Regions from separate parts of the Homo sapiens genome. Here region 2 is linked to region 1. The links are chromatin loops, found by intact Hi-C in ENCODE. Cell type or tissue: gastrocnemius medialis. All regions are shown on one strand. Each heading gives the region's core, and the rest is flanking DNA. Links, peaks and the distances in the headings are about the cores only.

Region 1 (7,149 bases), core at 1,069-6,068:
AAGAAGCATCTAGAACATTTGTATGGTTGGGTGGCATGCAGCACACTACTGCAATTATATCACTTGCATTTTCCCCTTTTTAGCATGAGCATAATGATTTTCATTATTTCTATCCTTGGGTTTCTAGACCTTGTTATAGATGAACTTTATAAAGTTAGGAAACATTTATTGAATCCAACTCCATAGCTGGTAGTTTTCTAGATGCTAGGAATATAAAGATGAAATTTCATTTTATCACACAGTAGTTGAGTTAGTAAATAAAAGGGCATATCGATACATACAACTACTTGATTGGATTGATTTCCTTTGAACAAGATTTACCTTTCTGTTGACATATTTTAGTCTGTGATCACAAGTCTTGGTGGGGATGACAATAACAATGACTTCAAGTTACAAAGTTCTAACGGGCAAATATATGTAATAATTAATTTATATTAACACTTTTCCGATCAGTGATCTTTAGGTGGGCAGGAGCAAAGACTGACTGGAGTTAGCTTAAATAAAGAGGACTTACTATATATAGCAATGAAAGTGTTGTCATATCAACCCAAGAATACCCACAAGTAACTGCTATAATAGAGGGTGGCAAAGAGGAGTTCTGATTTCATGGCATTTCTGGTGACCTCAACAGGAGGAATTCATTAACCATGACCTGTTTGCATCATTGTTCATTATCACGACTCAGTGGTATTCCACATGCCTGCTTCTTTCTCTTGTCATCTGGTCAAATGGCCATTCCTGGTCCAAGCGGCCACTCCTGGTCCAAGCGGCCAAGGCCAGATTCGCAAAAGCAGGATGTAAATGGCAGTTGGTGCTCAGTGTGGCAAAGACTATTGGGAGTGGCAGAGACTAGGAGGAATTTGAGGGAACATGAAGCCTTATCTAAAAGGGACTACCAATTGTTGCCATGTGGGAATATGAATCTATTTTTTAACTACTTGATTTTTCACATGAAGATGGAAATCCTGAGTGAAATATCTTAATATTTAAAAAATGGCAACTAAGTAAAATACAAATAAAACAAAACAAAGAAACCTGCACAGACAAACCCTGTGCAGGTCTGTGCAACAAAAAGTTGAGGTAGCAGCCCTAACTGCTTATCCTTGGAAAGGCCTGCTTACAAAGCCGGCCCTTGGCTGGCATCTGGGAACTTGGATTTCAGGAGGGTTCCCACCATTCCCAGAACTGGTAAGAGTGACTCGCTGTGCCTAAACTTTTTGTGTAGACAACATGTTTATGCTGACTACTGGCTTTCCTTCTAGGACTCTGAAATTTGAGTATGTGCCTAGCAGAGGCTGCCTATATGACTAGGCCCCAATAAAATCCCTGAGCTCTGAGTCTGTAATGAATTTCCTGGTTGGCATCATTTCACATGTTTTATCACAACTCATTACTGGGGCAATTGAGCACATCCTGTGTGAACTCCATGGGAGATGACCCTTGAAAGTCTGTGGCTGGTATATCCTGGATTTTGACCCATGTGCCTTTTTCCTTGCTGATTTTGCTTTGTATCCTTTTGCCAATCATAATCATGAGTATTACTATATGTGAGTCCTATAAGTCCTCCTAGTGAATCATCAAACTTGGGGCTGGTCTTGGGGACCCTAACTCAAGGCAAAATAAAACATATCTTTGAACCAAATTCAGCCAATAGTTTCACCTTTCAACCTCTAACCTAAGACACGGGCAGAACAGTTGCCAGGCATAAATGGAGCATTTTCATATGTGTCATCGTATTTAGTCTTCACAGTAACCCTGCAAAATGAACCATTTTATAACCTCATGTATAAGTGAGGAAATACACTCAGAGGGCTTAACCTTGCACAAGGTCATATCACCTGTAGGTGGAAGAGGCAGGAGTCAGAGTTAAATCCAACTTTATTTTCATATTGCCTGTATATGAAATTATATTTCCTCCCTTATGTGAAAATTTCAGAATCATTTTGTTTATTTTCTATTTCCTATGCACAGTATTTACATCTCTGGAGCTCAAAGTATTCTTATCACTCCTCATCCTTGTAATATTTGCCTTTTTCTTATTCCCTTCCAATCTTACCTTCCTATCAGCTATGAATGAGGTTTTCTGAGCCAGTAGGGAAACAAACAAAAACAAAAACAAAAACAAAAACAAAAAAAAAGGAAGGTAAGTATGGGCACAGGCAAGGGAAGGGAAGGATTATAAAAGACAGCAACTGGGCCTGCCTCTGCTAGGGATGGTCAGTGGTCCCAACAGGAGGGTCTAAAGTGGAGTGGAGGCTGGGTGTACAGGGTGGCTCACATCTTTAATTCCAGCACTTTGGGAGGCTGAGGCAGGATAATCACTTGAGGCTAAGAGTTTGAGACAGCCTGGACAACATAGCAAGACCCCATTTCTACAAAAAGATTAAAAATTAGCCAGACATGGTGGTGCCTGCCTGTAGTCCTAGCTACTTGGGAGGCTGAGGTGGGAGGACTGCTTGAGCCCAGGAATCAAAAGTTACAGTGAGCTATGATCATGCCACTGGCCTCCAGCCTAGGCAACAGAGCAAGACCCTGTCTCAAAAAAAAAAATGAAAATAAATAAAAAAATAAATAAAGTGGCATGGGGAATACCAGGTGAATCTAAGCTGTAGCAGTAGTACTTATAGTCAGAGAAGCAGTAATAATCTTTCCAGAAGGATCCATGGGGTTTGAAGCAGGATCTCATTCAGTATATGGCGGACAGTAGCATAGTTCAGGTAACAGGATAAGAGGGTGAGAAATGGATAGGCAGGCTGTCAAGGGCCTATCTGGGGGTGAGTGCAGAGCTATACTCTCAGGAAAAAGTGGCATGAAAACCTGGAAGCTGGATAGAAGCCCTACTCTAAGATCTGAACTTGCAGAGTCAGAAGTTTGGAAGGGAAAGTGCAGCTTGATGGCTGAGCAAGTACTCGAGAGTTCCCCCCGGTCCACTGAATATTAAACTTAGAACAGCATGACCAGTACGAGCCTCTTTCTTCAAACATTTTGTATATCTTGAGTGGCTTTCTAGGTAATGATGGAACTGAATTCATAAAGCGGAAGGTCTTTCTTTGTTTCCTGTGTCTGGGCTGAGCTGAACACGTTTGAGACTGACACTTCTTGCTGAAGGAACACACCAGAATAGGTTTGCCTAGCTTTGCAATATTTATTACTGTTTTAGATTTCCCTCACAATACATCTCTGAAAAGACTCAGTGAACTAAATGATACTCAGAAAGATAGCATTTCAGTGAACTCTTGAGGTTACATTTAAAACAGTCACATTATCAATGTAAGTAATTATTCCCAATTATTCCCATACCAATCTGTCTTACAGATATTTTAATACTAGGTGGTCTCTGAGTTATAAACATCAGGCTTATGAGCATCCCATGCAATTCCGCGTCCACTAATATCTTTTGAATTTCTACTATGTGTGCCTCATGGTCATTATGCAGAGTCATAATAATTGACATTTATTGAACACTTACTCTGCAATCTGCACTGTTGCACTGACATGCATTAATTCATTGTTCTCACAATAATGCTATGAGGTAGGCATTATTATTGTATCCATTTTCAGGTAAGAGTCCAAGGCACAGAAAGGTTCAGTACAACTTTTAGTTGTACCTAGAAGTGTGCCTCACTTCAAACAATGAACAATTTAGAAAGAGAGATAAGACATATTGAAATGTAAACAACCAGTCACCTGCCTCTCCTGCACTTTCACCCAAAGTTTGTTTTGATCCAGATCTATTTTTACCCTTTGTTCCATTTGGCATCCAAGCTACTCTAGTGCCACCTGCTGACCAGAATGGGGAACTGTCTGACCTAGTACCTTCCCTATAATCATTTCTTCGAGTAGGATTCTGTCATACACTCCATTTTATTTCTAGCTTTAAAATGTCCACTTTATACCATATAACACTTAACATGTATAATTTATATCTGAAGAATAGATAGCCTGTGATGCTGATCTATGTTAAAACACTCTGAGAAATGTAGTACAATTTTTTACATCTCTGGGTTTCTCTAGAAAAGGGTATCACAATGCAGAACTATGGGTATCATTACTACACTTTGCATAAGATACAAGGGAACTATGATAAACTTCAGAAAGTAGTGAACTCACCTATTCCTTAAAATATGAGTAGGCAATTGTTACAAAGCAATAGTAAACGGCTTATAAAGTATAAGTTTATTTTATGCTTCTCTGCTATTACACAGGGCACAACATTTTTGCAAGGCTTTTTTGGGACCACAGTGCATTAGCAACAAAAAACGCTGGTCCAACTCTGAGTAGCAGTCACTAAATGAAACGGATACCCTCTCACATGTGCACAAATCTGCATAGAAAAGTACTAAAGTTTTAGAATTGGACTTGTGTAATGTATTTCTGCTTTCTAGGGTATTAAGTAATGATATGCACTTTAATTTACCTAAAGCAATGCATGTATCTTCGCAGCAACATGATACTTCTATTAAACAGTTAAGGTGAATACTGGAAGTAAAAGACAAGAGGTGTACATGAATTTTTATTGGGAAGGGAAGTTGTCAACTTAAACAGTAGCAAATGAAAACCTTGTTGTTATGGATATACGTGACCTCCATAAACTATTATATAGGAGACATTTCAATTTCCCCCCCAGGCCAGAAAAGTTCCATACCGAAAGGAAACCCTTGAAGAAGAGTAAGGGAGGGAATAAAGAAATCAAGAAGTTACATAGGGAATACTCTCGAATTGTAATTAACTGTATTTTCAGATCTTTAGGGTGGTACAAAACATAATTGCTTGCAGCATTAGTTCAGATTACTTAAATATCAAGTACATTTTTAGTCCACTATATAAGTGGAAGTTACTAATATTTTATATGAAATGAAGCCAGTAATACTTTTCTATAGCAGTAACTGTACACCAGGAGGGCCAGGACAAACGAAAGAAATGGAGTTTTCCCAAAGCTGCATTGTGAAAAGACTGTAAATGGGTTGATCCCATACGCATGAATGAATTTCTTTTTTTTTTTTTTTGAGATGGAGTCTCACTCTGTCGCCCAGGCTGGAGTGCAGTGGCGCTATCTCAGCTCACTGTAACCTCTGCTGCCTGGGTTCAAGCGATTCTCCTGCCTCAGCCTACCGAGCAGCTGGGATTACAGGTGCCTGCCACCGCACCCAGCTAATTTTTGTAGTTTTAGAAGAGACGGGGTTTCACCATGTTGGCCAGGCTGGTCTCAAACTCCTGACCTCGTAATCGGCCTGCCTCAGCCTCCCAAAGTGCTGGGATTATAGGCATGAGCCACCGCGCCCGGCCATCATGAATGGGTTTCTTTGCTACAGGAAATCCAAGTGGAAAAGGCAATGGAGATGTGTACAAAAGTTTCTTGAAGGGAAGAAAGATTACGCCTTGTATGCATTTACTTTTCTGTCTCTTGGCTGCCACATCACATTTTTCTCTTGCACTGTCTAATGGCCATAATGTTAGGTTGTCTCTATAAGCAACTGCATGATAAGGGTGCTGTCTTTGAATCTTCACTCAGTGTATCAAGTTCTTCTATGGCCTATCAAAAGTGGTTTTAGTCAGTTCGCAGGCAAGCTCTGGGTTATTAAGGATCTCATAGTAAAGTACAGAAATGTTAAGACATGTATATGGATTACATCTCTTTACTATATCAAATGCCTCTTAGGAAGCTCTTTGGGAATTATCTATCATTTGTTTCAACCATCACCACGTGCAACAAAGGTACTGGAAGTAATCTCCCTTTATTTTTGATAAAAGATCGTACTCGCTAGATTAGTTGCATTGGATAGTAAATAGTTATCCAAAAATTGCAGGACAGTAATGCATACGGATCTCAGTTCAGACTTGACTTTCTCCTGATAGTTTTCTGTTGTTTTTTGGTTTGTTTTTTGTTTTTTCTCAGTGATGTGAAGCTCACTCCCAATAGTTCTTGATCAGCTGCAACTTCTTGTCAGAGGTGTTGGTTTTTCTGCTCAATGCTCAAGAGACCCTCCAGGTGGACCTGTAGCCTTCAACAATGTTTTTGTAGGCCACAGAGAGTGAGTTGTGCTCCTCTTTGGACAGCTCTGCAACCTGCTAGGAGAGCCTTCACAATGCAGGTAAAATCAATGATAGCAAAACCCTTGAATCCAAAGTGTTTGCAAGTACTCAAAGCCCCCCTCAGAATCACCATGAAGTCCTCACTTACCACCTTCATTCTTTTCCACTTAAATCTGTGTTTCTATAAGTATCAAGATTTGTGATAAAGATTTCTTTTGCACCGATCCTCGAGATATTAGAGTTGGAATGAGATTTAGAGATCATTTAGAGTTCAAGTTCAACATTTTGTTTACAGTTCTCTGCTGTTTGATGCCCCAAATCTATTTCACAGGAAGCCATTTGCTGATCACCTGGCTTGACCTCTTTCCTGATTCTTCATTTTTCTCCAGTCTACTGGGAATTTTCCCCTGCTCTTATTATAAAGAAAGGCCTGTGTTTGTAGCCGATGTGGGCTCCCTCAATAATTGGGCATGACACATTTCTATTCCCTCTGGTAGGTCTCACTCCTCCCCACTATGAGATGGGTTAACTGCTGCATTTCTGTGGCCTCAAGTTCCCCTCGTCTTGTCACACTAGGGACCCTGAGACACAAAGGGCTGCACAGCTGTCAGCTGATTTGAGCTTGGGGCTTCAGTGGCCTTTCAGAGTTTTCCCAATGACTGCCCTCCAAGTGGTTTCTACAAAGAAGAAAACAGTTTCTCCTTTGTTGAAGGCTTCCTCCTCCTGTCCCATTATTTCCATCTATGGCGGAGCCAGGGGGTACCTGGGGACTGTTGGCTCCATAATTTTATTAGTGCCCTCTCCCCAGTTCTTTGATATTGACCTTTGACATTCACTCAGTCTGATGTAAAGTACTTTGCAAAATCAGCTTTAAGGCCCCCCTTCTAACAAATATCTCTCCTCAAATCCAACCTAAGTAGGACTTCTGGAGATATAGCCTCTTGGAGATAATTTAAGCAGGGGAATGTTTCAAAGTAGAATGTTTGCTGTCTTTCCTGATGCCCACCCTTTCTTTGAAGGCTTCGTTCCTCTAAACTGGATAGAATTAGAAGTGCTTCAGTCTTATCTCTAGTTTTCATTGTGTCCAGGAGCAAGAGAGTCCTGCATCAGAACGCT
Region 2 (7,149 bases), core at 1,411-6,410, 200 kb before region 1:
ATGGTAATGTGCTGCTATGTGAGAAATCTATTTTCTCTTATATTAGGAAAATTTTCAACTATATAGTAAATGTGAAAGAATTATATAGTGAAGTCTATCCACCACCTAGATTCAGAAGCCTCTTTTTAAATTAAACTTCTTATTTTGGAATAATTATAGATTCACACACAGTTGTAATAAATAATACAGACAGATCCTAAATATCCTTTGTCCCCCAATGGTAACATCTAGCGTATCACAGTAGCATATCACAACAATGGTAACAGTAGCATGTCACAACCAGGAAACTAACCTTGATATAGTCCAGCTACAGAATATTTCCACTACTTAAAAGGATTCCTCATATTGCCCTTTTATAGCCAACTTCCCTCCTACTCCCAAATCCCCTCTAAATACTAATTTAAAGATGTCCCTCCAACTTATTAAGAAGATTTATTTAACCGTAAATATGCCTGTCTAAAATCCTTTTACTTAATATTCTAAGTAAAAAATCTAAGATATTTAAAATCCTTTTACTTAATATTCTAAGTAAAAATCTAAGATTTTTTAAATTGTTTTCTAAAAATATTGTCCCCCTTTCTTTTTTTTTTTTGGAGATAAGGTCTCACTCGGTCACCCAGGCTGGAGTGCAGTGGCATGATCTTGGCTCACTGCAGCCTCAACCTTCCGGGCTCAACCAATCCTCCTGCCTCTGCCTCCCTACTAGCTGGGACTATAGGCGCACCACCACGCCTGGCTAAAGATTCCATCTTTATCTGTCTACCAGCAGTATTCAAAAATATTTTCCCCCTTTTGGAATGATATTTTTATTTTTCTTAAGGGAATGACTTTTTAAAATAAAACACTATTGAGTCTTAGGTGTCACTACTTTCTTTTTTAGTTTTAAATATAAAACACACTTCACAGGCTAGCAAATCAAAACATGTTAATGACTGAAACTTTTCCAATGTGACATGGAAAAAGAAAGAACAGTCTACATAATTACAGATGCTTAATCTCACAGGTCCCCTAATCATCATAATTTTTAAATATATGATGGTTACTTTCAACCTTTAAATATCACTCTCCCAATCATCATAGGCTTTAAAAGGAACCTTTATAAAAATTTTAATATATTTAAAGCTACTAATGAAAAAAAACAGGAAAGAAACTCCATTTCTGAACTGACCACAATCGTATACAAATGTTAAAATTGCACTAAACTTTTAATGAAGTTCTTTTTAAAAAATCATATCCAAACACATAAACCTGATGTATAGTTTAATAATGCCATAAGTAACTTTACATATTAATGCAACATCTAAAATTTGTAAGTCATTTATGACTATATGTGTGTGTGTGAATATACATATATAAAATAAAACTTCAAAATATTCACATTCAACAAAACGAAAGTGCCAATATTGTGGGATTTTCCAAAGTAACACAAGATTTTTTTTTACTAGCCTAATTATCATAAGACAGCCATTTTTCACTCTGTTGAGCAAAACTGCTCTAAATCCTAGAAAACTGAGCAACACAAAATAAATCATTTTCTATATCATATCTAATAATTAAACAGAAGAGTTAACATGGCATGCAAAAATTGTTCATTAGTCTCAGCTTATAGGGCTGAAAACAGCCAAGTTTATAAACTATGAATCTAATTCTTCTAAGTAACGGACCAGGGGACTTTTCAACTGATTAAAGAAGTCCAAACTCCTATAAATAAAGGAGGCACTGCTTTCAAGACTGCTTCTCTTTATCCTAAATTTGTCTTTTTGCCTTGGTAACAGATAGATCAATATTAACTTTAAATAATCAACATTGCCACTAGAACAGCCTAAACACGATATACAAAAGATGGTACTCAAAACTTAATGCTACTCAAGTTGTGATTACTGACAAGTTAGCAGACATCTTGACAATTATTTAGGTACATAAAGAAACTCTACGGCAATTAACTTCTTTTTTGTGGGAAATAAGATTGTGCAGAACCTAGACCCCCTCTCTGGGGGAAAATATTCTAAGTTTTAGTATCATATAATCAGGCAACTGAGCCAACAGTCATACAATTTAAAACTGAAGGTATATGGATGATCTAAAATGAGTTTTCCATAGAAAGGTCAAGAATATAAGCTCTCTGAAAAAAGGTATACAACATATCACAAAAGAATGCAAAGCTCAAGTTAGAGCTGGAGTTGTGAGTAGTTTAAAAAGATATGTATTAGAACTAAGCTATTTCACAATTTATTATCATACTAACAAACAAGCATTCACTAGAAAAACCTTTATTTTTATCTATTACTTAACAAAGGCCAGTTGAATCAATGAACCAAAATGTACACGAGTAGCCGATGGAGATTTAAATAATTTCATATATACCCATCCTTCTTAATTATTAGCCCCAAAAGGTCACCAACCACGTAGGTAAGAGCCCTTGGAAACTTTGTTATTTACCTTCATTTATTCTGAGTATAATAATATTTTAAAAATTACATTGAGAAATGCCAAAATTAAAGGCTGTAAATACTCGTGCTAAGTAAGTGTTCCTAAGAATCCTACTTAAAAAATTATATATCGAAAATCTTCAGCTGGGCGCGGTGGCTCATGCCTGTATTCCCAGCACTTTGGGAGGCCGAGGTGGGAGTATCACCTGAAGTCAGGTGAAGTCATCTGAAGTCACCATGGCCAACACGGTGAAACCCCATCTGTACTAAAAAAAAATACAAATATTAGCTGGGCATGGTGATGGGCACCTGTAATCCCAGCTACTCAGGAGGCTGAGGCACAAGAATCACTTTAAACCGAGAGGCAGGGATTGCAGTGAGCCAAAATCTCGCCACTGCACTCCAGCCTGGGCAACAAGAGCGAAACTCCGTCTCAAAAAAAAAAAAAAAAAAAAATCTTCAGTTATGAGTTTACCTTATCAGCTTTCAGCTTTCTAAGGAAGGACGGATTGTCATATCCTTTTGCTTGCCTTGCCTCTTGTAAGTGGTTGATCATCCACACATTTTTTCTCTGTTTTGCCAAATCAAGCGCTGATTCGCCCTGATAATATAAACAGAAGAAATTCCTATTAAAAGTTTAAAAGCAGGCTATCTTAGTTACCTTTAAAGAACTTCTATAAAAATTAATTTACTGCCCTATTAACGTTGTTTTGACATTGTGTAAATTACTAAAAACACCTGCATCATTACATGTTTCTTATTACGCTTTCCCAAAGAATAATCACAAAATGTATTTTCTCATCATATTCCGTAGATTTTATTTTTGCCTGTATTTTGACATATTAGAGAGCAAATCAAAAAGTAGGTATTTTAGTACCTGCTGGATCAGAGGCTATCACTAAGTTTATCAGTTATTTCATATTCTTTAAAAATTTCATTAGTAATAGTTATTGCTACAAAACACCTTGCTATAATATCAAGTTGCCAGAAATCTCTCAGTTTTATTTCAACAATGATAGGAGTCTTCAGAAGAGAATAGGAAAGAAAAGGAAAAGTCAGTCTCTACTTCTACCACTATTGTACTGGCATTCTTGATTTATATTCATTCACCCACCCAGAAGTTTCCAAAGTAAACGAGAAATGATTTTAAAAAATAGCAAATTCAAGTTATGAATTTGTATCTCCCTTTAATCCTAAGAAAAAGAATGCCAGGGAATTTACATGATAGGAATAAAATGTATCAAAGTAAGAAACAAATAAGCATTCCCAATTTTAGGTCTATGCTTCTTTTTGCCTTAACTAATTTAAAATTTAAAATCTTATTTCTCCTTTTGCAAATTAGTCAGACACCTACATTTCCATTTATTTAATGTGTTCCACTATTTATCTACTTCTTCAAATAGAAAAGCAAAACTTTAAATGCTTACCAAAGTTTCAAGAATGTAAAGATGAATATTCAAAATTACTTTTAAAAAGTAAAACCACTGAAATTTTATTTCCAAAAACAAGGTCAAAAAGAATAAAGCAATAAAGAGCCTTGGGGTGCCTTATTTATGAGGGATGATTACTTATTAAGTATAGTTTATTTAATATTATAAAATAAAAATAAACAACAAAATAAAACACACCACTGCCACCAACAGCAACAACTATTACAAAACAACAAAAAGCCCAACCAATCCTTTAATATAAAGATCAATGGTATTTAATAAGAAATGGGCTAATCTAGGAGTCTTCCACAAATAGGGATATTTACTTTAAAATATTGCCTTACCTATTCCAAAATTCCATCACCTAAGTTGTCAGAACCAGCTAATTAATCCAAACTATAAAGATTACCTGAATAAAAGCAATCCCTTGGGTAACAACTCCCCGGGAATATCCTGCAGTTGCCTCGGTCCAGCTGAGCATCCCTTCCACTAGAGGGCCATGTGACACCTAAGGATTGCCTAGACAAAAAGATTGAGGGAGCTTTAAAATATCTTTCAACTACTCCTCCAGTCATCTAACTATTTTTGTATAGTTCTTTTATTCAGCTGGTAAAATAAACACTCAATTCATTTAAAGAAGTATATTAAAACCAGGGTTCTGAGTTAAGTCTATATCTATTTGATCACTCCATGTCTCAGCCAAAATAATAATATTAACAATAGCAACAACAGCAAGAATCTACATGGAGTAATTATAGACTATGTAACTGTTAATAAAAGAAATCATTCAAAGGTTTTGGTCAGATAAACATTATGGTTGGGGGTAAGATCACTCAACATTTCACCTACGTAAGGTTGAATTTCATCGTCAAATTTTAAAAAAATTTTTCCTTGGTGACCATTTAGGTCAGGTATTTAAGAGGTAATACAAAACTATTTTCTAAAAACAGTTTCTTACCTCATTTCAAGAGGTCTTTCAATACATTAATGAACAGAGCTCAGTAATTTTATATTCTGTACAAGCTAAAAACTATGCCCTTTGATAATTTTAGAAAGAAAAGATTATAACTGCTTGTGTAGCACTCAGAGATTAACTGTTCCTTCCAAACTCAATTCATCTAAATTTATCAGTATAACCAAAAACATATGCTAAGGATTATTATTTTTTTAATCACAAATGAGATACTACCACAAAAGGGATTACTGGGTAGGCCATAATTGTGTTTTGTTTTTTATTCTTAGTATTCCAAATCATTTGTTTCCCCTGTTGTTGCTTTACAAGAAGAGATTTAAAGCTATTTCATGTAGCTATTATCTAGGGGCTTGGTTCTTAAATTCTTTTGAGTCTTTTCTGATGACAGCCACTTTTCTTCCTCCCAGAAGAATGCTGATACAAGTAACTTTTTTTCAACAATTTCAGGGGTCCATGGACCCACACCTCCTCCAACCAAAGTCTACTGGGGGGACTCCAGATAAAAAAACCTAGGGTATACAGCTATTCCTGATCCTTCCAGAGATGAAAACAGCAATTTTAAAGTTACCTATCATTTAGTATAAATTGTCTTTTTTTTTTTTTTTTTTTTAAGACATAGTTTCACTCTTGTTGCCCAGGCTTGAGTGCAATGGCACGATCTTGGCTCACTGCAACCTCCACCTCTCAGGTTCAAGCAATTCTCCTGCCTCAGCCTCCCGAGTAGCTGGGATTACAGACATGTACCACCACGCCCGGCTAATTTTGTATTTTTAGTAGAGACAGGGTTTCTCCATGTTGAGGCTGGTCTCGAACTCCTGACCTCAGGTGATCCGCCTGCCTCAGCCTCCCAAAGTGCTGGGATTACAGGCATGAGCCACAGTGCCCGGCCTCATTTAGTATAAATTGTCTTTAAAATAAGTTCTATCTTGTTTTGATAAAGGAACGTTTGTTTATACATGAAAAGAACTGAGTAACTAATATGTGAAGGTAAATCTCTAGTTAATATAAAGAAAGATTTCTAAGACACTTAATCATATATAGAAAATAGGTATTTTAGGGAAAGGGGATCTTATAGAATTATTATAACACAAAGCGTAATTTTTCATATTCTTTGAAAAATATAACTTTTTATAGCTATTAAAGCCATAGCCAGATTTGCAGGCTGCATCTTATCGTTACAATCCACTATTATCAACAAGATTCTTTCTTAAGACTTAAAAATGGAAAAAGCATAGGTATAAATAAATTTGGTTAGATTCCTGGACAAATATTCTAGGTATTTTTTTAAAATAAATGTTTCCTTTTCAAAATTGGCAGCAATTTAAGTTTACTTAATTAGCTTAATAGTTCACACGGCTAAGACACCACTTCAAATTAAATATTACCAAACAGAACCAATTCCTATCACCTTCATCCCAAAAAGTCCTTCTTCAGTCTTCACAATCTCAACATATGATATCACAAGACGCTCAGTTACCCAAAACAAAACCTAAGTCATCAACGATGGTTTCTTTTATCCTCACACCTAATCTACCTTCTTATTTCTACTTTAAAATATCCTCTCCAAATCCAGTCATTTCTCTCTACCTCTACTCCTCTGATCCTAGGCTAAGCTAACATTATCACTTGTCTGATTTATTGCAACAGCCTAACTGATCTCCATCTTTTCCATTTTCTTAACTCTTCAATGCATTCTCCATACATCAACCAAAGTAATGTTTAAAAAATATTTAAAACAAAAAGCAGATCATATAATCAGCCTACATAAATCCTTTCAAATGTTTCCCATGACTGAGAATACAATTAAAGCTCTTTATTATCGCATTGCATGATACAGCACCTGTGTTTCTCAAGTGACTTCACCATCTTGCTCACTGTACTCTGGCCACACTGTCCTTATTTCTGCACCTCAAATACTGCAATCTTACTCCTGTTTAGGACCGTGCACTTGCATGTTCCTCTACAAGGAAAATTTTTTCCCACATGTCTCTGTATAACTGATCCCTTCTCATTACGTAATTCTGAAAGCAAATGTCATCTCCTCAGAGGCATTCCCAAATCACTCTCACTGGATGTGGTCCTTCCATCCCAGTCATTCTATCACATTTGCCTTTTATTATTATTCACTTACTGGCTGTTTCCTCAACAGAATGTACATTCTGAAAGAATAGAGACCTTATCTGTCTTGAACAATGTGACTCCCCACCACCCACCATTGAATAAGAATTTGCTGAACGAATAAATACATGGTTTCTATTAGAAGGTGATAAGACTTAAGTATGTTGGGAATGCCTCTGAGGCAGATCCCCATTTTTAA

Evidence for each region. A loop is a pair of places that touch in the nucleus more often than their neighbours do. Peaks named below come from ENCODE experiments on the same cell type or tissue, not always from the same donor. Only the 100,000 strongest peaks of a DNase experiment are listed, where the experiment ranks them.
Region 2: a loop joins it to region 1, with 12 times the contacts of the local background. A loop is called at or near these places in 11 of 110 quality-filtered maps.

Annotation. Positions count from the first base shown.
Region 1 is chr12:76,618,306-76,625,454 of GRCh38, reverse strand. It overlaps the pseudogene YWHAQP7. Among named protein-coding and RNA genes, the nearest start is that of OSBPL8, 62 kb to the right of the region's middle. RefSeq lists a silencer at 1,172-1,466. In gastrocnemius medialis, for the core only: CTCF peaks have their summits at 3,569 and 3,776 (motif pointing left); a DNase peak (open chromatin) is centred at 3,754; H3K27ac peaks cover 658 bases.
Region 2 is chr12:76,818,287-76,825,435 of GRCh38, reverse strand. ZDHHC17 (zDHHC palmitoyltransferase 17) reads right to left here. Exons shown (of 17, transcript NM_015336.4): 8 at 2,905-3,030. Among named protein-coding and RNA genes, the nearest start is that of CSRP2, 57 kb to the left of the region's middle. In gastrocnemius medialis, for the core only: CTCF peaks have their summits at 4,135 and 4,338 (motif pointing right); no DNase peak of the experiment used is centred there.